Linked DNA regions of Homo sapiens: regions 2 and 3 are each linked to region 1. Evidence: chromatin loops called from intact Hi-C (ENCODE). Cell type or tissue: PC-9. All regions are shown on one strand. Links, peaks and the distances in the headings refer to the core of each region. The heading gives the core; the rest is flanking DNA. Region 1 has its middle 76 kb from the start of GASK1B-AS1. Region 2 overlaps GASK1B (golgi associated kinase 1B). Region 3 overlaps LOC105377509 (a long non-coding RNA gene).

Evidence for each region. Hi-C counts contacts between places; a loop is a spot of excess contacts. Peaks named below come from ENCODE experiments on the same cell type or tissue, not always from the same donor. Only the 100,000 strongest peaks of a DNase experiment are listed, where the experiment ranks them.
Region 2: it touches region 1 in a loop (8-fold over the local background); 8 of 110 quality-filtered maps call a loop at or near these places.
Region 3: it touches region 1 in a loop (10-fold over the local background); 4 of 110 quality-filtered maps call a loop at or near these places.

What each region holds. Positions count from the first base shown.
Region 1 is chr4:158,090,618-158,099,315 of GRCh38, forward strand. No RefSeq gene overlaps it. Among named protein-coding and RNA genes, the nearest start is that of GASK1B-AS1, 76 kb to the right of the region's middle. RefSeq lists an enhancer at 3,509-4,708. In PC-9, for the core only: no CTCF peak of the experiment used is centred there; DNase peaks (open chromatin) are centred at 3,664 and 4,234; H3K4me3 peaks cover 1,729 bases; H3K27ac peaks cover 3,335 bases.
Region 2 is chr4:158,157,431-158,166,128 of GRCh38, forward strand. All of the region lies in intron 2 of GASK1B (golgi associated kinase 1B), which reads right to left. Among named protein-coding and RNA genes, the nearest start is that of GASK1B-AS1, 9.0 kb to the right of the region's middle. In PC-9, for the core only: no CTCF peak of the experiment used is centred there; a DNase peak (open chromatin) is centred at 4,341; H3K27ac peaks cover 484 bases.
Region 3 is chr4:157,987,834-157,996,531 of GRCh38, forward strand. All of the region lies in intron 1 of LOC105377509 (a long non-coding RNA gene), which reads right to left. Among named protein-coding and RNA genes, the nearest start is that of GASK1B-AS1, 180 kb to the right of the region's middle. RefSeq lists an enhancer at 7,096-7,240 and a cis regulatory region at 7,160-7,177. In PC-9, for the core only: CTCF peaks have their summits at 4,382 (motif pointing right) and 4,583; no DNase peak of the experiment used is centred there.

The DNA of each region.
Region 1 (8,698 bases), core at 1,720-6,719:
AGAACAATCATATTCTTAATCAAATAATGATTTATGCCCTTGTAACTGGGCAATAAAAATTCAGATGGACTTTTTTGTAAGTTACACCTTTTTCACTGCAATTCACTCATCCTTTCTCCAATTCCCATTTTCTATACAATCAATCTTAAGCACTATTGCAGCTTTATACTTGTAGAAATGAATTTTTAAAAAGAACATAACTGATTTTGCCTCAATCTGTTTTTTTAAAGATCAAAGAGGAAACATTCAAAGGATGCAAGTATCTTTGCATCATTAAATACATTCATTGTTTAAGCGAGGTATCCGCAGTCAATGAAAAGGAAGGATTGAGGAACTATCCAGGGGAAGATAAAATGTAGTCAAACTAAAGGTAAAGCAATCCAGTTAAACATTTTTTAACTTAGTTACAAAGCCAAATATTCCTTAAGGATATTGCTAAACATTAATTCTGATAAGAATTAGATCAATACATTTGAATAATATAATCAATCTACATAAAGTAGCATGAAGCCCACAAATCATATCTTTAACCAAAAATAGTGGTAACATTTTTTTCTTGGAAATAGCCACATAATTTTATTTGCACTCTATATAAGCTTTCCAGAGATACATTATAACATAACATTCAAATTAAGAGCTCTGAAGTTAGGTCCTGGATTCAAGGCCACGCATTGCAATTTACTAGTCGAATGACTTTGGACAAATTAATTAACCTTTCTAAACCTTTCCTAATTTTCTTGTCTATAGAAGAGAAATTATAAATAGTACCCACCTCACGGGTGCATTTGTGCCAACGTAAGGGGGTAATGCATGTAAACTATTTGGTGTATTGAGTACTCCATAGATCTTTGCTAATACCTGCTTGAAAAAGCTCTGCTGAAGAAGTTATTTAGAGCATAAAATAATGGAAAATGAAAAATAATGGAAGGAAATGCAATAAAATGTTAACAGTGGTTAACATCAAAGGAGTACAATTATGAGTGATTCTTTTCCTTTTTTTTCACTTTCCAAAAACTTTTAAATGCAACTGTATTGTATTTATCACAGAACAACACTTTATGAAAGAAAACTCAGGGCTAATACATTATTAAGTTCTTGCAAAAGTCATTGTAGTCTTTGACATTGAAAGTAATGACAAAGACCACAATTACTTTTGCACCAAATGGATACAATGGAAAACTTAAGTTACTGTTAATATTTTCTCTGTGTATGGAAACCTCCAGTCGCTAGAAACTAGCACTCATCCCCTTCACACATACCTCTTATTCCCAAATTAGGATTTTTCCAAGTCTAAGTCCCACAGGGCACATGCACAGAACTCACTGTATGACATTGATTCAACCAGTTCAATGAAAAGAATTCTGTTTCAAAGCATCCCTAAATGTAGAAACTCGTGTTCTGTAGAATTCAAACAAATAAAATTGATTCATTTGTGTAAGATATGGTTTGGTGTTAATCTGTCAAAATGTTGGATATGCTTCAAAATTTTTCTTATGATATTTTGTCCTAATGTGAGTTTACTAAAATTAACTGGTATAGTTTGAATATTTTATTCAGGAATTGGGAAAAATAGATATTTGTTTAATAGTTGCAATGATTTTTTTGACTATCAAGATTTTTCATGTCAAGTTCAGTATCATGGAATCCACATGGCTAACTAAAAAGGATGCCATGATTTTAGGTGGGGGAAATGTCACTTATTTATTTCTTTTTGTGTGATTGTTTGTTTGTTTGAGTCAGAGTCTCACTCTGTCATCCAGACTGAAGTGAAGTGGCGAGATCTCAGCTCTGCCCCCTGGGTTCGAGGGACTCTTCTGCCTCAGCCTCTCAAGTAGCTGGGATTACAGGTGCCTGCCATCACACTCGGCTAATTTTTTTGTATTTTTAACAGAGACAGGGTTGCACCATGTTGGCCAGGCTGGTCTCAAACTCCTGACCTCAAGTGATCCGCCTGCATCGGCTTCCCAAAGTGCTGGAATTATAAGTGTGAGCCACTGTACCCAGCCAAATGTCACTTATTTCTTAACAATAAGAAATTCAGAAATGATTTAAAGTAGCTTATATAGATACATTCAGTACAAAAACTATGTCCACATAAGGGAAACTTCTTTGATAACCCAGTTGGGTTATCAAATTAACCTACAATTAGTTAATTGGTTTATGAAGAACTCATTTTAAGAGTATGCAAAATCCATTCATAATCACCATGTTAAAGCCAGTTAAGATTTTTATTCTATATAAATTTTAAGACAACATTTTGTGGAAAAGGCAAAAAATGTTTATAAAGAGGTCGGTAAGAAGCTTTTCATAAAATTTCCTAATGAAGTTACAAAAGATGAGAAGTTGGCAATGATAACTAAAATTTAATCTGGGTTAATTTTATTTTTTTCCTAGAAGCATTTCTAACAAAGCATCTCATGACTTCACTGGAATTGAAAAGTATAAAATAACTGTATTTGGTTTGCATAACCCTCTCTGGAGATGCGTGGGCAGGGAGGACACAAAGCACAATAGTGAGCACACCTGTGTCCCCTAACAACATTTCACAGGTGATATCAGGTCAAAATAAGCATCAGAGATGTCAGGAAGTAAAAAAATAAATCATGAAAGAAATAGCCTGCTGGGACTTCTTATCCCCTGTGCCAACCTCCTTCAATCTTTCAGAATCTGTATGGGAAAGAGGGGTGGCCATAGACACTTCTTAAAAATGGGAAGTGGAGATTTAAGCATTGGCTGCCCATAATGTTGACTTTTTTTCTTCTGAAAATATGGGCCAAGTCCTTACCTATCTTCCTGAAACATGTCACACCCAATAGTACCCACATCAGTACAAAATACGGATAACCCTGAAGGCCGATGTACTTAAAAGATGCATTAAAATTAAGAACTATGAAAAAATAAGCTGCTGCTTACCTCCCACGAAGATCTGTGTTACTATGCTAAATGAGAAATGTTGTTTTGGCCATCATTCTGAAACTTTTTTTTTTGAGACGGAGTTTCACTCTTGTTGTCCAGGCTGGACTGGAGTGCAATGGCACGACCTCGGCTCACCGCAACCTCCGCCTCCCGGGTTCAAGCAATTATCCTGCCTCAGCCTCCCGAGTAGCTGGGATTACAGGCATGCGTCACCACGCCCGGCTAATTTTGTATTTTTAGTAGAGACGGGGTTTCTCCATGTTGGTCAGGCTGGTCTCCAACTCCTGACCTCAGGTGATCCGCCCACCTTGGCCTCCCAAAGTGCTGGGATTGCAGGCATGAGCCACCGCGCCAGGCCCATTCTGAAACTTTCACGAGATCAAACGCAGACACCTGAGTTAAGGAAAGTGAGATGTGAGACAGGTAGAGATTTTGTGCCCGTTCGAGAAGCAAATGTATAATTTATGAACATCTTTCATCTCCACAAATGGTGAACATATTTTTTATTATTTTTTAACTGCAAAATATTCTCATTCTCATGAATTTGTTTAAGAGTCATTTACTTGCAAAATGTTGAGAAACCTGTGTTCTGTTCTTGGCAAATAACCTTGGCATTAGCAACTGCAGAAGCAGATGCTTGTCCACACTGTTATCCAGAAAGAAAAAAAAAACACTCCAAGGTCAGAACTAGCTGAAAAAACTACAGCAAACCACAGATGAAGAAAAATACAGAAAATGAATGATGAACAAGAAGGGTGGGAACCAGTGATTCTGCCTGAATTCCATTGAATTTAGTGGTGTGTATTACTTAGAGGAAGAAAGCAAGTAGCACCCACAAGCATTCATTATGATTAGCCTTTATCATGATAGTCTCACCTTGAATTGTAAAATTTTATTACACAGCTTTGTAATTAGGCTAAAGTCATCACACTAATGCCAGCTTTATGAAATATTGCAGAAGTTCTTCCTATTATTCATTGAGATGAAATAATTTTTTGAAGTGTGATTAAATCCAAGCTCCAATCAGAAAAGCAGATTACTCACCCTGATGATCAAGCAACAATAAAAATTTGTCCAATGTCAAAGAGCTGGAAACAAATAGGACACATTTACTGTTATAAAAGAAATCTCTGAAAATTTTAATGTTTGTTTCATCTGCACAAAACACACATCAAAAGAAATGCTACACAAATGCTGCACTTGTACAAATTTGTTTCGGTGTTTCTTCTTTCTACCTGTGTCAGAGGCATTGGAACTGGACTGGCTCAAGGTTGAACAGGGGCTGGATAAAATGAGGCTGAGACCTGCTGGGCTGCATTCCCAGGGGGTGAGGCATTCTTAGTCACAGGATGAGAAAGCAAGATACAGGTCACAAAGACCCTACTGATAAAAGAGAATGCAGCAAAGAAGCTGGCCAAAACCAAGAGAGCAATGAAAGTGACCTGTGGTAATCCTCACTGCTCATTCTATGCTAATTATAATGCATCAACAGGCTAAAAGACTCTCCCACCAGCCCATGACAGTTTACAAATACCATGGCAATGTCTGGATGTTACCCTAGATGATCTAGAAACATGGGAGGAACCCTCAGTTGGGGGAGCTCCCCACCCCTTTCTTAGAAAACTCATGAATAATCCACCCCTTGTTTAATATATAATCAAGAAATAACAACAAGTATACAGAGCAGCAGCCCATGCCGCTGTTCTGTCTATGGAGTAGCCATTCTTTTATTCCTTCACTTTCTTAATAAACTTGCTTTCACCTTACTCTGTGGACCTACTCTGAATTCTTTATTGTGCAAGACCCAAGAACCCTCTTCTTGGGGTCTGGATCAGGACCCCTTTCCAGTAACACCTAGATTTATAGAGTAGGCTAATCGTTGGCAAAGGAAAAAAATGAACATAATGTAAAGGTTATTCAGGATCAAAGCTAACATCTACCAAGTGAATAATTTGCTCTAATTGGAATGAATTCTGTGGAAGCATTTGGAAATGTAATGGTCTGTAAAAATAGTAAATAAATGCTTCCTGACCAACTATTGCAGGTGATTGAACAGTGATTTGATTTCGGTGCTTAGTAGTGCTTACTTCTGCCTATCTGACATTGCTTATGTCAACTTCGTTACGAATATCCAAGTTGATTTCCAGGTTTCAGATTCAATCTCTGTGCTTGGAGGTGGATTACAGAAAAGCATACATGGGGACCCAGTGAACATGTCAATTAGCCTGAAAGGAAGCACAATTTTTATTCCCTCCTATCAAGTTCAGGCAGGCAAATATCCTGACAGAGATTTAAGAGTTCCAGGAGGTCGCTTCTATCACTGGTCTCCCAGGCAAGGAAAGATGCTAGTTTTCACAGCTAACTAAAATGCTCTGAAAGCTGACCTTGGGCTGTTTCTTTTTCTTTTTTTTTTTTTTTAATTATACATTGAGTTCTAGGGTACATGTGCAGAACATGCAGGTTTGTTACATATGTATACATGTGCCATGTTGGTGTGCTGCACCCATTAACTCGTCGTTTACATTAGATATATTTCCTAATGCTATCCCTCCCCACTTCCCCCACCCCATGACAGGCCCCAGTGTGTGATGTTCCCCTTCCTGTGTCCAAGTGTTCTCATTGTTCAATTCCCACCTATGAGTGAGAACATGCAGTGTTTGGTTTTTTGTCCTTGCGATAGTTTTCTAATAATGATGGTTTCCAGCTTCATCCATGTCCCTACAAAGGACATGAACTCATCCTTTTTTATGGCTACATAGAATTCCATGGTGTATATGTGCCACATTTTCTTAATCCAGTCTATCATTGATGGACATTTGGGTTGGTTCTGGGCTGTTTCTTAACCTCTCCTCCAGCAGAATGGGATTGGAGGGTGCTACCAGCACACAGGCCCAGGAGCAGAGGTGGGAGATGGCTATTGCTTCACTTCTTCACTTACCCAGACTGAAATGAAAGCTCATTTTCTTCAGTTTGGATGATTGGAGATATTTTAAAAAAAATGAATGGCAATAAAATCTTCAACAAGGGGGCATTTCATAAAGTAAAATTTTGGATTCAAATTTTACTAATATTTTGGCTGTAGATTACACACAGTTCGTGCAATAGCTATTCCCTAATTACTATACTTTTTTTTTTTTTTTTTTTTTGAGACGGAGTCTCGCTCTGTCGCCCAGGCTGGAGTGCAGTGGCGCGATCTCGGCTCACTGCAAGCTCCGCCTCCCGGGTTCACGCCATTCTCCTGCCTCAGCCTCCCGAGTAGCTGGCGCCCGCCACCACGCCCGGCTAATTTTTTGTATTTTCAGTAGAAACGGGGTTTCACCGTGTTAGCCAGGATGGTCTCGATCTCCTGACCTCGTGATCCGCCCTCCTCGGCCTCCCAAAGTGCTGGGATTACAGGCGTGAGCCACCGCGCCCGGCCTTACTGTACTTTTATTAGGGAGCCACTTGATACTTTAATTCTACTTTTCACATACCACCTAGTGTGTTCAAGATGCTCGACTTCTTAAGGGCAGATTTTATTTTATTCATCCATGTCGCCTCCACAGCATCTGTTTAGCACCGTGCCATAAACAAATGCTTGTTGCTGCTCTCAGGTCTCAGCACCACATCTCACTGATATTTCCTCACCTCTTGTGATGTAGAAATCAGATCCTATATTCCTCGGGTGTATTAGTTTATTCCATTAGTTTATTCCAGGATTTATTTATTTTCTTCCAGTCCCCATTTCCATCCATTTTCTCCAGTCCTATTTTTTTTTTCCTTTGGTCAGTCCTACTGCCTAATGATTAGACAGGTGACAGAAAACATGCAAGTATGGAAGATCATCAATAAATATGCATCATTTGATTGACTGAAAGTCATCAGAGGAGGCAGAACAAGAAAAGTCAAGGACGGTATGACAGAAACAAAAAACTATATAGAACATAAGACAAAGTGGTACCTTAGGGATGTCTGATCATCCTCTAAACACAGAACAAGAACTCCCTATATAAAATACAATAATCTAAAATTTACCATACAATTTGGTCTTTGTGTTCTGTGTGTCAGAGGCCTACCATCATCTGTGATATTCACAGACTCTTGTCAGTGAAAAGAAAGAAGCCCCAGGCATTCTGTTGGGAGCTTCACTAAAATATCCCCACCAACACGAGGTGCTTTCTCATTAAAGTCTCAGGAGTTTCTGTTTTTAAGGCCAGAAATCTTTTTTAAAGAATTTTTTTTTAATTTACCTCTTCTCTTGACCAAATAAGGATATTCTTCCACAGAATAAACTGGAATATTGGCACGTTAGTCTCTTTGACAAATTCATGAATCCTTGAGAATTAAGAAGGTTAATGTAATTAAGTTAACCCCAAGTTAAGAAAGTTCATTAGGAAAATTATAAATCCATATTGTTTATATTTTCATTGTTAAATATGGCTCTTTATAATAATAAAATTCTGCACTATGGTGATAGGTATCACATAAAAATGCATAACTTATCTAATGGATCATTCCGTAAAATATAATAGGAGATGAATTCAAGGCACTCTTGGCTTTCTCATTGGTTTGGTCACACATCATGCAAACAAGTATTTACAGTGTTAATTATTCTCCCTTGTCATGAATAGATCTTCCTCTAGGGCTGAGATAGGGAAAGATGCAGGGAAAAGGATATGGAGCATTGAAAATTACTGTAAAAACCATCATTCTGAGCAAACTATCACAAGGACAGAAAACCAAACACCGCATAATTCTCACTCATAGGTGGGAATTGAACAATGAGAACAACTGGACACAGGGTGGGGAACATGACACACAGGGGCCTGTCGTGGGGTGGGGGGAGTGGAGAGGGATAGCATTAGGAGATATACCTAATGTAAATGACGAGTTAATGGGTGCAGCACACCAACATGGCACATGTATACATATGTAACAAACCTGCACGTTGTATACATGTACCCTAGAACTTAAAGTATAATGAAAAAAAAAGAAAATTACTGTAAAAATATTAGATTTTTCAAGTTAAGTGAATTTTAAAGTTAATTTCTTATCGTCTTAAACCACATTTCAGTATATAAAGTCATGTGGCACATAAGGACATTTCGCCAACACCAGACCACATATAACAATGGTGGTCCCGTAAGATTAAAATACCACATTTTTACTATGTTAAGCTCACTAATGAATAGTCATAGTCAATTCTCAGTCCTCAGACACAGCTTCCTCTGCTACTTTTTTTTACTTTTTCCACTTGTCTCATTGGCTACTTTTTTTTTTTTTCAGACAGGGTCTCACTGGTGCAATGACAGCTTACTGCATCCTTGACCTCCCAGGCTCAAGCAACCCTCCCACTCCAGCCTCCTGAGTAGCTGGAACTACAAGCACATATCACCATGCCAGGCTAATTTTTTTCTATTTTTTGTGCAGACAGGGTCTCACTGTCCTGCCCAGGCTGGAGTGCAGTGGTACAATGACAGCTCACTGCACTCTTGACCTCCCAGGCTCAAGCAACCCTCCCACTCCAGCCTCCTGAGTAGCTGGAACTACAAGCGCATATCACCATGCCAGGTTAATTTTTTTCTATTTTTTGTACAGATGGGGTCTCACTGTCTTGCCTAGGCTTGTCTCAAACACCTGAGCTCAAGTGATCCTCCTGCCTCAGTCTCCCAAAGTGCTGAGATTACAGGCATGAGACATTATGCCTGGCCAGCTACTCTTTTTCAGACTCCTCCATGACTAATAAACACCCCAAACTTAAAATGCCCGGAAGTAAACTTCCTCCCCCAACCCCTACCCCTAC
Region 2 (8,698 bases), core at 2,214-7,213, 67 kb after region 1:
ACCATGCCAATTTATTTTAAAAGAATAAATTCCAGGTAAAAGCAATCCATCATGCTGTGGAAGACAGCACTGGGCCAGTATAACCAAATACAAATAGAAAACACACACACAGCCTCCAAACGTGTGTACTTCAGGCGTCTAAAAACAAACACCAAGAAGCTCTTTCTATTAGTGTCTTTGAACCAAAGTTATATGCACACAAACAGCACTTTGCATGCTCAGGGCTAGAAAGTAATCAAAGGGAGTTGAAACCTAACAGTGAACTTCAACACAAATCAACACGCGGGTCAGAAGGACAGCAGTTTCCTCAGCAATTCATATAAGGCCTTTGGAGAAATATGGAAATTGATCTACATAAACAATTGAAACCTGCTGGGCTGTTTTTCTTCCCTTTAGAAACATTTGTTTCTAATTGTAAAACTAATTAAAGGTAAATCCACTCATTTCATGAAATATAGAAAAACATAAAAATGTATAGCTAAGAAAATAAAAATCACCTATAACCTCATCTCCCAGTAATTGGTTGTTATTTGTATATTTACTTCCAGTTATTTTTCTATCCCTTTCTTTCTCATCTGAATAGGTAAACTGCTTCTAGAATTTTTTTTAAGGAGTATAACTTATGGTTAGAGCTCAGACTCTGGAATCCAACAAAATCTGGTCACATTATGTCTTCATTTTGTAACGTTAGAGAAGTTATGTAACCTTTTTAAACCTTGTTTTTCTCACCTGTAAAATGAAGCAACAACATACATTCAAAACTGACCTTATCAGGAAGAAATGAGATCGTGCCTCTAAAATTCACAGCATGGTGCCTAACATAAACACATGCCCCAGAAAGGTTTTGCTCTGATGATTATTACATATATACATCACATAATCACATAATTCATCAGGCTTCAACTGACCTTTACCATTTCTTGAGCATTTACTGTGCACTAAGCACTGTTCTAGAACCTGCAGCTACATATATAAACAGATAAATGTCAAGTTTTTTGCTTTCATGGAGCTTACATTTCTACCAGGAGAAAGAGGCAAAAATTATGCAAAGAAAAAAAGCTATTTGGGATCATCTTGTATGTAGAGTTTGTCATAATTATTTCACTAAATATTATACTATAAATATTTTGTTTAATTATTTTTAAATAGTACCACTTTAATTGTAATGCAATAATCTAGCCCAGTGATCAGCAAATTTTATAAAAGGCAGAGAGTAAATATTTTAGGTTTTGAGGGCCTAAAATATCACAACTATTCAACTATGCAACCGTTCAACTCCAGTGTAGCCCAAAAGCAGTCATGGACAATATATAAACAAGTGGTTGTAACTATTCCATTAACATTTTATTGTGTATGGTGAAACTTAAATTTCATATGAGTCTCAAGGGTTATAGCAATATCACTAATCTTTTGATTTTTGTCAATCATTTAAAATTATAGAGACTATTTTTAGTTCACAAAATAAAAATGGGCAGTGGGCCATTTTTGGCCTACAGGCTATACATTAACCCCTAATTTAGTTTATGGGTATGCTGTATGTCAGTCACCATTTCTCTATTTTAGATCACCAAATTTTTGGAATGATACATTTTCTATACTAATCATTAAAAAGGTGTCCTCAAACTGCCAAATAAAGTGTTCAGCTGATAAGTATAATTGGTTTTCAATTAATAGCCTATGTTTTTCTCCCAATTCATCCATTTCCCCTCAGCAAAATATTTTGAATGCCAACTATCGCATAAAGACATTCTTTCCTGCCCTGCTAGAAATCAGTGCACCTCAGGAAAGGGGATTTCCAGAGAACAAGAAGAAAGCATGGTGAGCAGTAAGACAGACTGAGTCACAGATGGCTGTGGTTCCTTTCCACATACAGGCCTTCTTGCTACATATACGTGTGTGTGGCCCTTGCAGGTAATAATAGCAGTCAGCATAACTCCAGATCTCAGAGCAATGAGTACTACTGTTGAGGAGAATTCCACCTCTTTTAATATAAGGCTTTTGAAAGAATTAAATGAACCTGGATGGATTTGAAGAGATGACAGAAAAATTGCCTCTGAAAACAGGAAACTGGTTAAAGCAACTTACCCTGAAGTGTTTCAGAGATGAGAAGCATTCATCTCTCCACATTCAGGTTTGTCAAAATGATGCAGTACTGGACTCTCTAGAGAAATCTCAACAAGTGAAGAGATAAAATTCTGTCACAGTGGTGAGAAAGCGGGTTTTAAAAGATATGTGGGTGTTCATGTGAATTAAAGGTTATATAGCTGTCCTAAAAAATGAGACTTGCCAGGAAAGCTTCTTTTTTTCTGAAATCTGAATATTTCCGCTGAATTTGGTGCTCTCCCAAGTCGTTTTTTATTCAAAAGCACAAAGAAGACATTCTTCTGAGAAGATGAACATGAAAATTCACTTAGAATGAGTGCTTTACACAATCTTCTTTGTCTAGATTTATTAAATGCCCTTCACTTTGAGCACTGGCTGAGCGGTTTTGTGGAATTATAGGTGAATGCTAAGCATGTTGGGTGGAGCTATGAATGTCTGTGAGCATTTGTCACTGAGCAAAAATAAGAAGAAAAGTCTTGAGCTCTGAAATCAAAAGTTCTTTCTCTTGCACGGGCCATGTTCCAAGACTCCTTGTGAACAAGATAAAAAGCAAGTGACAGTCCAGCTCCAGTCCTTCATTAAAAACAACTCTATAATACCCATTGAAGAAAACAAAAGCCAGTCAAACTTGAGTGGCATCTTTGTTATAGGAAACAAATTCTGTTGGGCCCCATCACAACTGTCAACAACGCATTGAAGGAAAACTTTAATGCGAAAAGAAATAAACCTCCATAAGGTTTTCATGATTTTTAAAAACAGTAGGTGGGGAGGTAGGAGTCTGTAGATTACATAGGCATAGATTTTATATGGCCAAACAAGTCCTGAATCTAGGGACTTGTCCTGGAGCAAATTAAAACCACAATAAGATATGACTTCACCCCTGTTAGAAGGGCTATGATCAAAAAGACAAAAAGATTACAAGTGTTGGTGAGGGTTTGGAGAAAAGGGAACCCTTAGCACTGCTGGTTGGAATATGCATTAATACAGCCATGATGGGAAACAGTATGAAAGTTTCTCAGGAAACTAAAAATAGAATTACCATACTATCCAGTAATCCTAATTCTGGGTATCTATCCAAAGGAATTGAAATCAGTATGCCGAAGAGATGTCTGCACTCCCATGTTCACTGCAGCACTACTTATAATAGCTAAGATATGGAAGCAACCTAGGTGTCCATCATCAGAAAATGGATAAGAAAAATGTGTTTTGTTACGTAAACATAATGGAGTACTATTATTCACCCTTTAAAAAGGGAGAAATCCTGTCATTTGTGACAACATGGATGAAACTGGATGACACTATTTTAAGCAAAATAATACAGGCACAGAAAGACAAATACTGCATGACCTCTCTTATATGTGGAATCTAAAAAAGTTGAGCTCAAAAGTAGAGAGTAGAATGGTGGCTACCAGAGGCTGGGAGAGGGGGTTAGATGGGAAAAGTGTTGATCAACAGGTACAAAGTTTCGGTTAGACAGGAGGGATAAGCTTTAGTGATCTATTGCACAGAATGGTGACTATAATAATAATATAACGTATATATCAAAATTACTAAAAGAATATATTTACAATGTTTCACCCAAAAAAAATCATCCTATGATTTGAAGAAGCCTAAAAAATAAATTAGTTAAAATTTAAATTTAAAAAAATAAGTAAGGTGATGGATTTTTAAATTAGCCTAATTTAATAATTCCACATTGTAAACATATATCAAATAATCACATTGTGCCCATAAACATATACAAATATTATTTTTCAACTTAAAATTAAATTAAATAATAAAAAAGAAACAGGTCTCTGCGTGATTCCAAATATGTTTCATATATTTATTTATCTAACTGTTTTTCACTTCATAGTTTGTTTTCTCTAGGCCTAACTGAGTTAAAATAATCTCCATACTTCCTCAGGAGTTAGCTAAGTGTGAAGTCAAGGAAGCAGGAAAGGAGAATGTCTTGTGACTTCATTCATCACCAACTACCTAAACAACTTAAATCGCCAGTTCTCCTCTGAAAACAAGGCATTCTTCTTTGTTCTGACAAATGGGCAGGAACTTCTGCTTTCTAGGTCTGCCCTGAACTTCTGCTGTATAAATGGAAACTCCAAGACTCTTCCTGTCTCAATATTCCACTTTAAAAAACAGGAATCAAATTTGACTTCAGAGGGTGGTGATGATGTGGTCACTGTGCCAGACTCTACAATCACATTTTGCAGATGAAATCTTGGTCACATCAGGGTGACTCAGTCCTGGGCGATTTAGCCTTTGTTAATCCAGTTAAAGGAGCCACGAATTCCTGACCTCAGTGATCTTCTTACTTCTTACAGTGCAAAGCCCATGACATCACTCCCTTTCTTCAAACCCTTCAGCGACTCCCTATTTTCTGCAAGATAAAGTCCAGGCTCCTTGCAGGACATAAAACACACTCACTCTCCACTTACCACAGCTTAACTCACATCGTGCCCCTAAACCCTAATCTGTTGTTTTTCCGAACTATTTGCAATTTCCTGAACACACTCTGCTTTCACACGTTTTTCATAGTCTATTCTCTCTATACTTTCTGCACCCATCCCATCTCTCACACCACCCACAGTGACTTTTAAGAACCAGTTCTGGCATTACTTCTTCCAAAAGTATTTATAATTTCCCACTCAACCCCCTACATACACATTCTAGGTTAAATTCTCCCTCTCTGTGCCTACAGGGCCTCCTAAAAATATCTCCATTGAGGTTTTTATCACACATTTTTTGTAAGGTAGGTTTGCTTCACTGTCTCCTGTCTTCCAAGCTGAGAGCTCTGAAGAACAGAGACTACTTCTTAGTCCTCTGGATCTCCAACTTTTGATGCAGTGTCTAGAACAAAGCAAGCACTCAAAAATTCTGAGTGCATTTTTTCAGAATCCCCCAATGTTCATGGATAGCTCTTAGAGTCTAAGGAATGGTCCATGGACCCAGAATAAAAATTTGCCTGGCATGACATCCTAGTAAGGTGTAATTTCACTGTCTTCACTCAATACGAATTGGGAAGGATTAGAGAAACACTTGAGACATAGAGACAGGGATGTGCAGAGGTTTTGATGCCCTCATTCTGTCCAGCTTGTGCTCAACTATCCACTCCCATGTATCTCTTATATACTGGGACGATGAAAATAGGGGTGGTGGAAACACTACTGCCTCTCTCCTTCTGACCCCAGATCACTATCATGAAAAGGGGAACAGTTAGGCATCATGGCTACATTCAGGGATCAGGCGACAAGGCAATGGGAAAAGTGGTTGCAATCTGGATGGATGATTAACTGGGAAAGCCCCATGCTACAGTCATTGGACGCTCACACATGATGTGAAGGGATAGCGGGAGGCAGTAAGGCACAGCTTTGAGGAATGAGGCTGAGTCCTCTTGACCCATGTCTGTATCCCAGCCCTACTGCACGCTACCTGTAGGCTTTCAGGGAACATATATTATTCTTTCATCCTCAGTTTCCCCTCAGGAAATGTGTACAAGATTATCTGATGTAGGGGACTGTTGTGACATTTAATAAGATAATGGATGCAAACTGCCTAGCACTCCACAAATAAGAGATCTCGTTATTATCCACTATAAGCTCCAAGGTCCTTCTTTAAATGAAAATTTTAGGTGCCCATTTATTCTACTCAAGTAAACATCAATCTGGATAAACCAACTAAGAAAATCTAAAGAAGCATATCATAAAGAGCTACATCAGCTTAGAAATGGTATGAAAAAGGTAGCACTCAAGAGTGTTAGCTGGGCACAGTGGCTCACGCCTGTAATCCCAGCACTTTGGGAAACCAAGGCAGGTGGATCACGAGGTCAGGAGTTTGAGACCAGCCTAGCCAACATGGTGAAACCCTGTCTCTACTAAAAATGCAAAGATTAGCCGGGCGTGGTGACAGGCACCTGTAATCCCAGTTACTCAGGAGGCTGAGGCAAGAGAATTGCTCGAACCCAGGAGGCAGAGGTTGCAGTGAGCTGAGATCACAGCACTGCACTCCAGCCTGGACGACAGAGCAAGACTCTGTCTCAGAAAAAAAAAAAAAAAGAGTGTTAGTATGCGTTAAGCAATGTTATATTTTATACATATTAACTCATTTCATTCTCATGACAACTCTAAGGTAAGTAATGTTATCATCATTGTTTTTATTGTCATTATCCCTATTATGCTAATAAAATATAAAGCACAAAAATATTAAGTAACTTATCCCAGGTCACCTAGCTAGCAAGTGGCAGAATCAGAATTCACCTGCAAGGAGTCTACATTGCCCGTCCACACCCCCAAACACAAAGCTATTTAAATTACAAACTGTACCACTTTTCCCTAGTATCCGGGGCAGTGCCTCACACATAAAAATGCTACTGAATTGAATTGATTACAAACACATTGGAACTGTAACAATTCTTTTTTAACTTAGGTAAAAAGAGCTATCTAGCACTCCTGCACCTGTGTGGTCCTTACATCAACTCAGAGACAGCAGCAGATTCACTCCCACTGAAGAGCCCACCTCCTTGAGCTTGGGAAGGTTCTTAGTGAATCCTCACATCGGTGACTGGAAGATTTCCTCCAGAACACTGAACTCACACATGGCCCTCTAGTGTCAGTGCCACGAGAGCAGAGATTCCTGACCGTTTTGTTCACTGATGCAGCCCCAGTGACTAGAATAGTGGCTAGCACATAGTAGATGCTCAATAAATACATGTTAAAGGAAGAAAAGATAAATGTGATCCTATAGAAGACGATAGATTGCATGGAGTTAAGGCACATGCATCTTTTATGCTGTGGGTACTGTGGTAACCATTAATCACCCCTTTTATCCCAGCAGAGTGTGGGACCAAGGACAAATTACAGAAGCACAGCAGAGAAGGTTGCCCGGTTCCCCGTTTGCCTATGAAGTTATGTAGTGAGCAAATAAGAGGACACTGGAGCACAGCGCTGCTTAGAGCCGAGGCTCAGTAAACTTTTGTTCACTGATGAATGAATGTATTAAGCTGACCAGCTCAATTTGATTCATAAAGAAATAGCCTTAGGGCTTTTCTGAGGAAGAACACAACATACTTTCAATCCAACTTTTTAAAAAATAAAACATGATTACACACTCCTAAATAAATATTTTCAGAAAGTTTGCCTATATGTCAAAGATTTCTAGGATTTGGAAGCCAGTATGTTCGCAAGTTGTGAGGACATCTGTGTTATTCTCAACACTCCCTGCAAAACGACTGTGTCCTTACCTGAAAGCCTGAAACAATATAAAATGCAAAGCTGACATCCCCCTGCCTCGGCAACTGCACTTTCACCCAGAACTCACAGTGCTGCTCACATAGGCTTGAAAAGAGAGTGAAAAACATACCATATATTTCTCCTACTTTATAATACGAAGAGGCAATACAAGTTGGAAAACAGTGAGCAACTTGGGATCTACAATGAATTTAAATGGAAGTGTGTGGGGTGCCTGCAGTTTGTCAACTAAGCAGCATTGACATACAGAATTCTTGGAACTAGGCTACCTTAATTCAGTCTGACAGCTTTGTGGCAATAAAACAGCATCCTAAAAATAAAGCATACATAATACATCTTCCATGCTGGGCATGAAAAATAGTACAATGCTTAAATGCTACCAAAATGGTGTCCCTCGAGATTCATTCACACTACTGTGCAGACTACAGGGGAAGCTCTGGCAAAGCTGCTAAATCAAAGATCACAGAACGGTGCTTGGTTTTCTCTTTTTTTATTTTCTTGATTTTTACATGGACATAGTCTGCTTTGTCTAATGCTAGATAAATACTTTAGGATATTTTCACTTTTTAAATTATCGAAATGTATCAGGACCACACAGTATCTGGTGACTTTTATAATAATTTGAGACTCTTGCAAGGACAATTTGGCAGAAAACAAATATGTTCATCACATTGATACACATGTGATTGTTTATGGTAAACAAGAAAATCTGGTAAGCACTGGCACCTTGGTTTGCATTAAAAAAACTTGTAGCAGTGTTCATAATGATACATCAATACTGCACTTGAGTAAAAATATTGTCAATGTTAGATTATTGAATAGAAAAAAGAAATTAAATAGAAATGTTGGCATAGTGGTAAAATCAGAAACCATCATGCTAAAATTTGCACATTTTTGACATTATCCCATAATTGTAGTAAGTTATATTTGTGAGGTAGTGTGGGTTAACAGAAGCAACGTGAGGAAACTTCAGTGTCAGAGACAGAATTGGGCACAAATTCCAATTTCATTGCTCTCTAGGTAGGTGACGTAGGGCACATTTTATAAGCTCACTGAGCCTCAGGATTCCCCTATTTAAAATAAGAGTAATATCTGCTATGTAAAATTGTTAGGTATGTATAATAGACAACACACATCAAATACAGTGTGTATACTATGTGATACATCACACTAGATTCTTTGTCACAATTGAAAAATACTTCATTATTGCACACAAACATTTTAAGGCCCTTTGATGCTATATTTTAATTCATTTTAAGACTTCCTACACAGAAACATACAGGACGAAAATCTGCTCCAGTGGTAACTGCTGGATCTTATATTGTGGCACACTGCTGGCTCTGCCTAATTAA
Region 3 (8,698 bases), core at 1,885-6,884, 100 kb before region 1:
TGCTCTGGTCCCTTGTCTATTGGCCAGTAAGAAAACAATTTCCCTATTCTTCATCCTTTTTGGATACCTATGATAGAATTGAGTCTATACTTTCATTTCCTGTAAGGCTTGAGATGAGCCTGGCTTATATCTGTCCTTTCAGAAACTGGAGTCCTCTTTCTGAACTCCAGGTAGACACTGAGATCCCATTCTCAGCTTTCACTGTTTCTGAAAACTGCTGCTTATGTGCCTTTTTCTTTACCTGAGGAATGCCTAAAGAAGTTTTAGCACAGATCCTGGCACATAGTAGGTATTCAATATTGATTGAAAATTGGTATACAACAAGAAAATATAACAAGGTCTTGGCCTCCAATGCAACTTAGAGTCTAGAAGAGAAAGATAAAAATATAAATACTAAGTGTTACAGATGCTATAATGAAAGAAATAGACTGCAAACCTGTCATTAATAATTTTTTTCTATGAGAGGGATCAAAAAGACTTCTTGGGGGAGTTGAGAAGAATGAGTAAGATTAAATGAAAAGAATAGGTTTTGCCAAGAATAGTGGGAAGACAGGCAGATATTTTCCAAAGACAGTGAGTAAAGTCATTTGTATAAGGAGAATGTACACATTGAAGCATGGTAAAAGATAAGCCTGGAAATCTGAGTAGACCATGAATAGGTCAGAAATTTACTTTTTTAGGCATTAAAAGTATCTGGAGTGTTTTGAGCAGGTAAGTGATCTAATTAGAGTACTATCTTAGAGTTGTTCCCAGGGTGGCAGTTAACAGGACATTTTTTCAATGAAAAAAAATTGAAAGGAGGAAATTAGTTAGGAAACAATTTATTTACCCCAGCAATAAGTGATTAAAGTATGATATAAGTTAATAGCCATAGAATTTAAAAAAAGGAACTAAATTTTGGCAAATTATGTGGGATTAACTTTCACTTCTTACAATACCATAAAATTTCAGTAAAAGAATTTTAAAAATGCATAAAATTACATAAGAAAAACAAGAAGTGGGAACAAAAAAAACTGAGATGCAAAAAAAAACAGGAAGATATCCAGCAGAAAATTAAGGCCAGAGGAAGAAGAAAGATAGTGTCTGCAAGGTGCAAGAGTGGAGAGTCAAGACACTAGTCACTTCATGCCCTGGAATCCAGGGAGGCCTACAAGTTAGAGGCATCATGTTCCTCTGACGGCTGAGGTGTAGTTAGGCAGACAACGTGAAGATTGGTTGCAACTCTCCAAAAGCATTTAGACCTTTGCATATCCTAAAATTCTCTATGAGAAGAGATCAGGTCTAAAATTTTCCCCACTTAACAGAAGAACGAGGTTCAGGTTTTACTCTCTGGAGACTCTTTGAACCCAGAGACACCAAACACAGTCAAGACTCTGCATGAAGGTCTACACATTGAACAGTGAGACCCATATTATACTCTTCCACTTTTCCATCACATAAGCAACCAGCTTCCCTCACAGGAAGAAGGCTGGAGGGTTCATCTCTTTGGAACCACTGGCTTAAGGAAAAACTCTTGACATTTGGGGAAAGAGTATCCTTGAGAAAACAACTGTGTTTCTATCTAATTATCCTACAGAAAAGCACACTGCTCAACAAGCCCTGAAATTAACACAAAGCTTCTAATATATTTATAGGGTTTTACTCTTAAATGGCAAATAACAGCCAAGGATGAGGAAAGTCATATCACTAACTCAAACACAGAAGCCCAACAAAGAGAACGAGCAACGCAGAAGACCTGAGGCAAGGCAGGAACTAGGAGAAAGAATGCAAAGAAACTCTATAATCAATCGCCTTAAAGAGATACAAGTCGCCTTAAAGAGATAAAAATTTACGGATAATATATCCATAAATTAGAATATTTAGACTATTATTTTAAAATGACGGAGGAGCATTCAAACAATAAAAGCTCCTAGAAAATAAAATATGATTAAAATAAAGATGACAGACTCTTCCAGAAAGCATAGCAAAAATACAAAATGAAAAATAGGTAAGACTAGATAAAATTTTAGAGGTTTGTTACTAAAGTTCAAACAGTCAAATAAGAGCCTCAGAAAAAGACAAAGAAGAAAATGAAAGGAAATAAACTATACAGAAAGAAACAAAAAAACATCTAGGATCGAAATGTCTGGATTTACACATGGAAAGGGCGGATTAGTATCTACCACAATGAATGAAAAGATAATTCATAGCAAAGCACAGTACTGTAAAATTTCAGGGAATTGAGATACAGAGAAAAACAGGCAATTGGAAGCAGAAAGAAAATTGAATTTCATGCCTTCAACATTTTGTGAATAATAATTTTCAACATAGAATTCTGAACCCAGACAAACTACCAATCAAATGAGAAGGTAGAAACAAACATTTTTAATTTTTCACATACACAAGTTCTAAACAAAATTACCTCTCATATACTTCTGCTCAAGAAATTACAAGAAGATAATCCTTATTAAGAATCAAAGAATAGGCCAGGCATGATGGCTCATGCCTGTAATCCCAGCACTTTGGGAGGCCGAGGCGGGTGGATCACGAGGTCAGGAGTTCGTGACCCGCCTGACCAACATGGTGAAACCCCATCTCTACTAAAAACACAAAAATTACCCAGGCGTGGTGGCATGTGCCTGTAATCCCAGCTACTCAGTAGGCTGAGGCAGGAGAATCACTTGAACCCAGGAGGCAGAGGTTGCTGTGAGCCAAGATTGTGCCACTGCACTCCAGCCTGGGCGACAGAGTGAGACTCTCTGTCTCAAAAAAAAGAAAGAAAGAAAAAAAGAAAGAAAGAAAAAGAAAGAAAGGTTTTGAACTCAGTAATCTCTACCTTTCTTCCATCTTGTTTGAGACAAATTTACGCTTGTGTTGGTATTAACCGTGGAACAACCAAGTGACTTATATGCAGGAGACTGCTGGAAATGTCGAACCCAAGTTGAGACAAGCAGTCAGTGCTGGAGAGGCTGACTGTAGAGGTATCTACAAGGAGATATGCACACAGCTGGAGAGAGTAAGATCTCCAAAGCACAACACATAGAGACAGAAATGGAAAGTTAGGACTAAACTTCAGGCAATGCCCACCTTAGGGGAAAACTAGAATAGTGAATGTGTGAGTTTAAAAATACCTGTATAACAGGACAGATAGCTATTCATACATTTGGCTTTGGAAGAGTATGAAGGGTTTGATTGTCTTATGAATTCAAAAATCACCTTTGAATTTAAACAATTAGGAAATTTTGATAGTAAAGCAAATTAAAATAAAATATTTGGAATTCTAAGGAGTTATACAAAAGATAAGCTTTTATCCCCCTTTCCCTAAAATAACTATAGTTATCATGTTACAGATGTTACCATTTAGGGCATCTATGTGAATAAAGATGGGATTTTTATTTTTCACCTTTAGAAAAGTGGCAGTGATTGAAATCTCGCCTGAAACCATGAATTTTTCATAATAGCCAGGTGGCTATTCAGCCAAGCACTCTAACTCTATAAGCCCCAGCTGCGATCCAAGCAAGGTTAAATGAAAATAATACTTGACAATATTTCACCAAGCCGTATCATTCATGCACATGCCACATCCTTTAATTTATTTTTCATGCATAATTATTCATCCATACAGAAAAAACAAATCAGTAAACACACGAAATACAAATCCAGTTTTCATTTACAAGTAGTAAAACCCCTTCTGAATTTTGTTGTTCTTCGCTTTTGCATACTAACCACTATTTTATAGTAATAAATTCTGTATTCCAAATGGTTAAAAGCATTATAATTTACAGGATAAATCCTGTATTCTATATGGTTGAAAGTTGAAAACATACAGGTTATTATATAACTTGTATATTTTCTATTTTTAATGGCAACAAGAGGACATACAATTTTACACAAACACCTGTAAGTGTATGTATACATGCACACACTTTTTAAAGCATTTCTCAACTTTAGGCCATATGATGCATTCCTAATTTTGTATTATCATTTATATCAAACTTATTAACAACTTAGTAAAAATAGTTGCATTTATTTTAATTTATATTTTTTCATTACTTTCTTGGGTAGTTATTATACCCAACATGGCATTAGTTGGCTTAAAGATGTGAAATTTACATGATTTCATCAAGTATTGTGTTTTCCCCATCCAAAATATTCTGTCAAATCACACTTTCAGCACTACTATTTTAATAACTTGGAATAGTGTTTCTCTCTTCAACTATTTCATCCATCATGGTGAGTAATCCAACCAACTTATTTCTTGAGACCAGTGGGTTAACCTTGAGGCAAGGTTAGTATTTTTACCTAAACATTAGAAATCTTTAAATATTTGTTTCTCATAAATATTTAATTCAGCACAATAATTACAATATTAATTAGACGTAGACTACGTAGATTTCAACAGGAGAAATGTAGTAATGTGAGTCACTAGGGGGCAGCAAAGATCAGAGAAAAGGCATGAATTCAAATGCTGATTCTTAATCCAAGTTAATAAAAACATTGAGCGTTCTAGAGATACCAAAGGGCCAGCGCTTTCCCTAAATGTTTCTCTGAATCTTATAGTCTTATCTATACATCATCTTGGAACAAAAACCTGCACTATTCTGCCACCTTTTAGAAAATTGACTGCCACTTCAATTTTTATCAGCAAACAATGAACATTTTAAGGCTTTCTCAAAAATGAAAACTGCGTAACTTCCTGACAATTACGGTAGTTCCAATTTTTTAAGAAAGTTATGAAATAGGTCATTTAGACTTTCTGTGGGATTTCTGCTTCTCCAAAAAGACCAGATGTTTCCTCATGATTTTTGTTTCCCCATCTTGAGCAGTACAAATGAAACAGATTTATAACTTTTTAAATACAGTGTTATTTTCTGAGTCTTTAGGAAACACACAAGTGTTTATAAAGGCAAAAATATTGCATCAATTATACTTTCAATGGCCATTACTACTAATAGAAATTACTTTAAAATATTTTAAAAACCGGTTAATAGGAAAACTCAATCATCTACCTTTTCCTTTTTGAATTCTCAACTTATTATATATACATGTTTACAAGTTTATTAAATGAACATCCATTATTTTAATATCAGAAGGGAGTCTAAACTTATTTTTAAAAGTTACTTATGAGCAATATATCCTACTTTTGCTGGGCCTTTTAAAATTCATAATAAAATGCATTGAAAGTCCTGATTCTGTTAGCATTCGTTCTGGTGGGTTTCCGGATCTAAGGAAACATCAAATTTTACAGGGGTTATTTGGAAATAAAACCCACAGAGCAACACAATACTAGAGTTGTGAACTAACAAAATAAAAGAGTTTGTTTATCATGTCACTGTTCTAATATTGACCTTGACCATGTGATGTTGACTTTATTTATTGCCTATTGAACATTCTTGCAAGATTATAGTTTGTTTCCTTGGAGCTTAGAAATTAAAGGAGAAACAAAGGGTACTTATTAAACAAGAAGATGTGCTTGAAGCTGAGAAGTAGCTGGTCCATTTGGGAATTGATAAAAACATAAAAATGTTAAAGTAAAGACCCCTCCATATCATTACAAGTTTCCCATTTATCTGTAGAAGGAAAAAGATATTGGTTTGAAGTTTTAAGAAGACATAAAATAAAACAGATAAAAAGAAGGTAAAATGCCTGAAAACCCCTCTTTATTATGACTACAAAGCTTTACATTTTAACCTAAATGCTAACGACTTAACCTATAACCAAATAGTTGAATGTTTCTACCAGTGTTCAAATACTTTGAAGTACCTCAAGGTCAATGTATTTAAAGCTAACTCATGGCCTTCTCATCTAAAGCTGCTCATCCTCTTATTTTCTCAGCAAAATGTGGGGATTCCACATCTCATCACTTCACCCAAGTGAAGTAACCAAAAAGCGTCCTTGACTGTATCCTCTCCTGCATGTCCTCAAATCAACTAATTTACCTTATATTTATTTTATAGATATTTCTCAGATCCTTTGTCACTTTACAGACCTATAGTAACTTAACTGAACTCTACCCTGAATCTCTCAAAAGCATTACCTATACTATCAGAACGCTTTCACAGATGCCATTATCTCACTCCATTGTCCAAATACCTGCAATAAGTCTCCATTCATCTATACAATAGAGTCCAAATGTCCTAATATGGCATAAAAATAGCCATTACTATTGCATTTAAAGCAAATTCTTGACAAATATTTGTTGACTCCAAAAGAATCCAATATTCAATATTTCTACATTTAGACAGGGTGTTGGCACAAAACCAGAATATTTTTGGGGTGATATCAAAATATTTAAAGTGAGAAAATTAAATACATGTGTATGTATATATGTAATAGATATTAAAAATACCTTAAACTGCCAGGCATGGTGGCCACGTCTGTAGTCCCAGAACTTTGGGAGGCCTAGACAAGGATCACTTGAGGTCAGGAGTTCGAAACCAGCCTAACCAACATGGTAAAATCCCGTCTCTACTAAAAATAGAAAAATTAGCCAGGCATGGTGGCTTGCACCTGTAGTCCCAGCTACTTGGGAGGCTGAGGCAAGAGGATTGCTTGAACCCAGGAGGTGGAGGTTGCAGTGAGCCAAGATTTAGCTTCTGCACTTCAGCCTGGGTGACAGAGGAAGACTCCACCTCAAAAAAATAAAAAATAAATGTAAATAAAAATACATTAAACTGACATATAAATCTGTTTTTTAATTTCATCATGGCTTTATGTATTTGTCATATATATGTATATATGTGTATGTCTTGTGTATATATCACATACATATATGTATATATGTGTGTCCTGTGTGTGTTCGTATATAAATATATATATTTGTATATATATATTTGTATATATATGTATATATATTTGTATATATATTTATATATATATATACACACACGTCAGTTTAATATATTCTTCAGCTTTAGAGGAAAATCTAGCAAAAACAAGCAAAGTAGGCAGTAGTTAGGACAGAGATTGATGAAACAAATATTGTTTACATTTTTGCCAGAAGCAATGTAGAGAACAATGAAAGTGTTTTGGAGATTTGTAGATTTAAACCCAACAGTATAGGCCAAAGACAGTATTTCAGTTTCTTAATTGCATTCCTTTTTTCTCACATTTCTCTTTCAAAAAACTGAAATCCTTGAGACTTTTGTAAACAAGGAACAGTCATGGCTGGGCATTTCCTCTGAAGAAAAGAGATAAAGCCAAACAAAGGCACTTTGATCTTCTGTTTGTGCTTGGTAAACTACCAGTCTTACGAAAGACCTTTCGTTTGTTCATTCGTCTCCCTCATGTGTCTGAATGCCCATAGAAAATGTTTACAGAGCAAAACAGCTCATTTCTTATTCCAGAAAAATCAAGCTGTTGCAACTGGTGGAGATTAATTAAAACGGCATGAGCGTGGCAAGCCAGGAAAGAGCAAAGCCAAATAAACGAATCTTTCATTACATCTTTAAAAATTATGAAGGAAAGAGATCATCTACTTATCTCTTGGTAGATCCTGAATATATATTCTGAATATATATTTTATATTTATATATGTATATATACATACCTTGCTTGGTTTTCAATTTGTATATGAGTAAATTCTTAATGATAGAGTGGCCTTCCTTTGGCCTAACCATAAAGCACTTTCCATTTCTGCTATTTGATTCATAAAACAAGAAAGAACAACCTTAGTTCTCTCTTTCCATTTGATAATTTGGTACCATATTTACCTATTATGCATCAAACAAATTTCTGATTTGGCTAAATTTTAATAATTCTAAAAGATAATAAAATGAATCCTTAAATATTAAAATACATCAATGTGAAAATCTCAACACTTGGTAAGAAATAGGATAAAAAATTATGATGAGGTACTGGGCTTCCATGGTTACATATAGTTAATAAAAGGAAATCAACACATGAAAAATTAACTAATGCTATAAAATACATTTGTGTTTTATACCTTTGTGGTACCTATGTCATAGTTATCACAAAGCAGAGACAAATTAGGTGATAGAAAGTCAGTTCATATTGAAAATTACTATTAAAATCTTGAGTTCATACTCAAACCATACATCACTTTTGTCTTTCTCCTGTGTTTCATTCATTCCATACAATGGTAAATGATTTTAGGACTTGATCATGTTTATTTGCATATAAAATAATATCATTTTGCCTTTCTACTATTGAACATGAGATGACTGCTCTCACTTTTCTTAGTGGGTGCTACCTAACTAGACACATTAAGAATTTTTAAATCTTTCTGTTTCCATAGTATATTATTTTTAAAATTTTTATCCCTAAATCTCAGTATCAAAGAATCTGGCTTCATATGAGATGATTTGGGCGGGGGGGAGTTCAGGAAACCAGGCCTTGCTCTGGAGTAGACGCCGACAGGAAGCAAGGGCAAGTCTATGATTGTTTATCTTAATAAATCTCATCTGGAAGGAGGGAAGACTGGAGTCAGAATAGAGTTGTCAGTGGGAAAGAGCGGCAGGCACTCGTGTTTGCCAGGTTAGGGGGCTGCTTGGTATTTTGTGGCTGGAGCAGTGTTTATGTTTTGTCTGTGTTCAGACCTGGTTATGAGTGGTCTTATTTTTGTCTTAATTTATCTTGTTCACAGAGTGACCTTGTCTGATGTTGATGTTCTGTGAAATTGTTTATGATCAAAAGAAATACACAAGGCCTAACTGCAAGTACCAGGCCAGCTCCTCATACCAGTCCAGCTGATAGGACC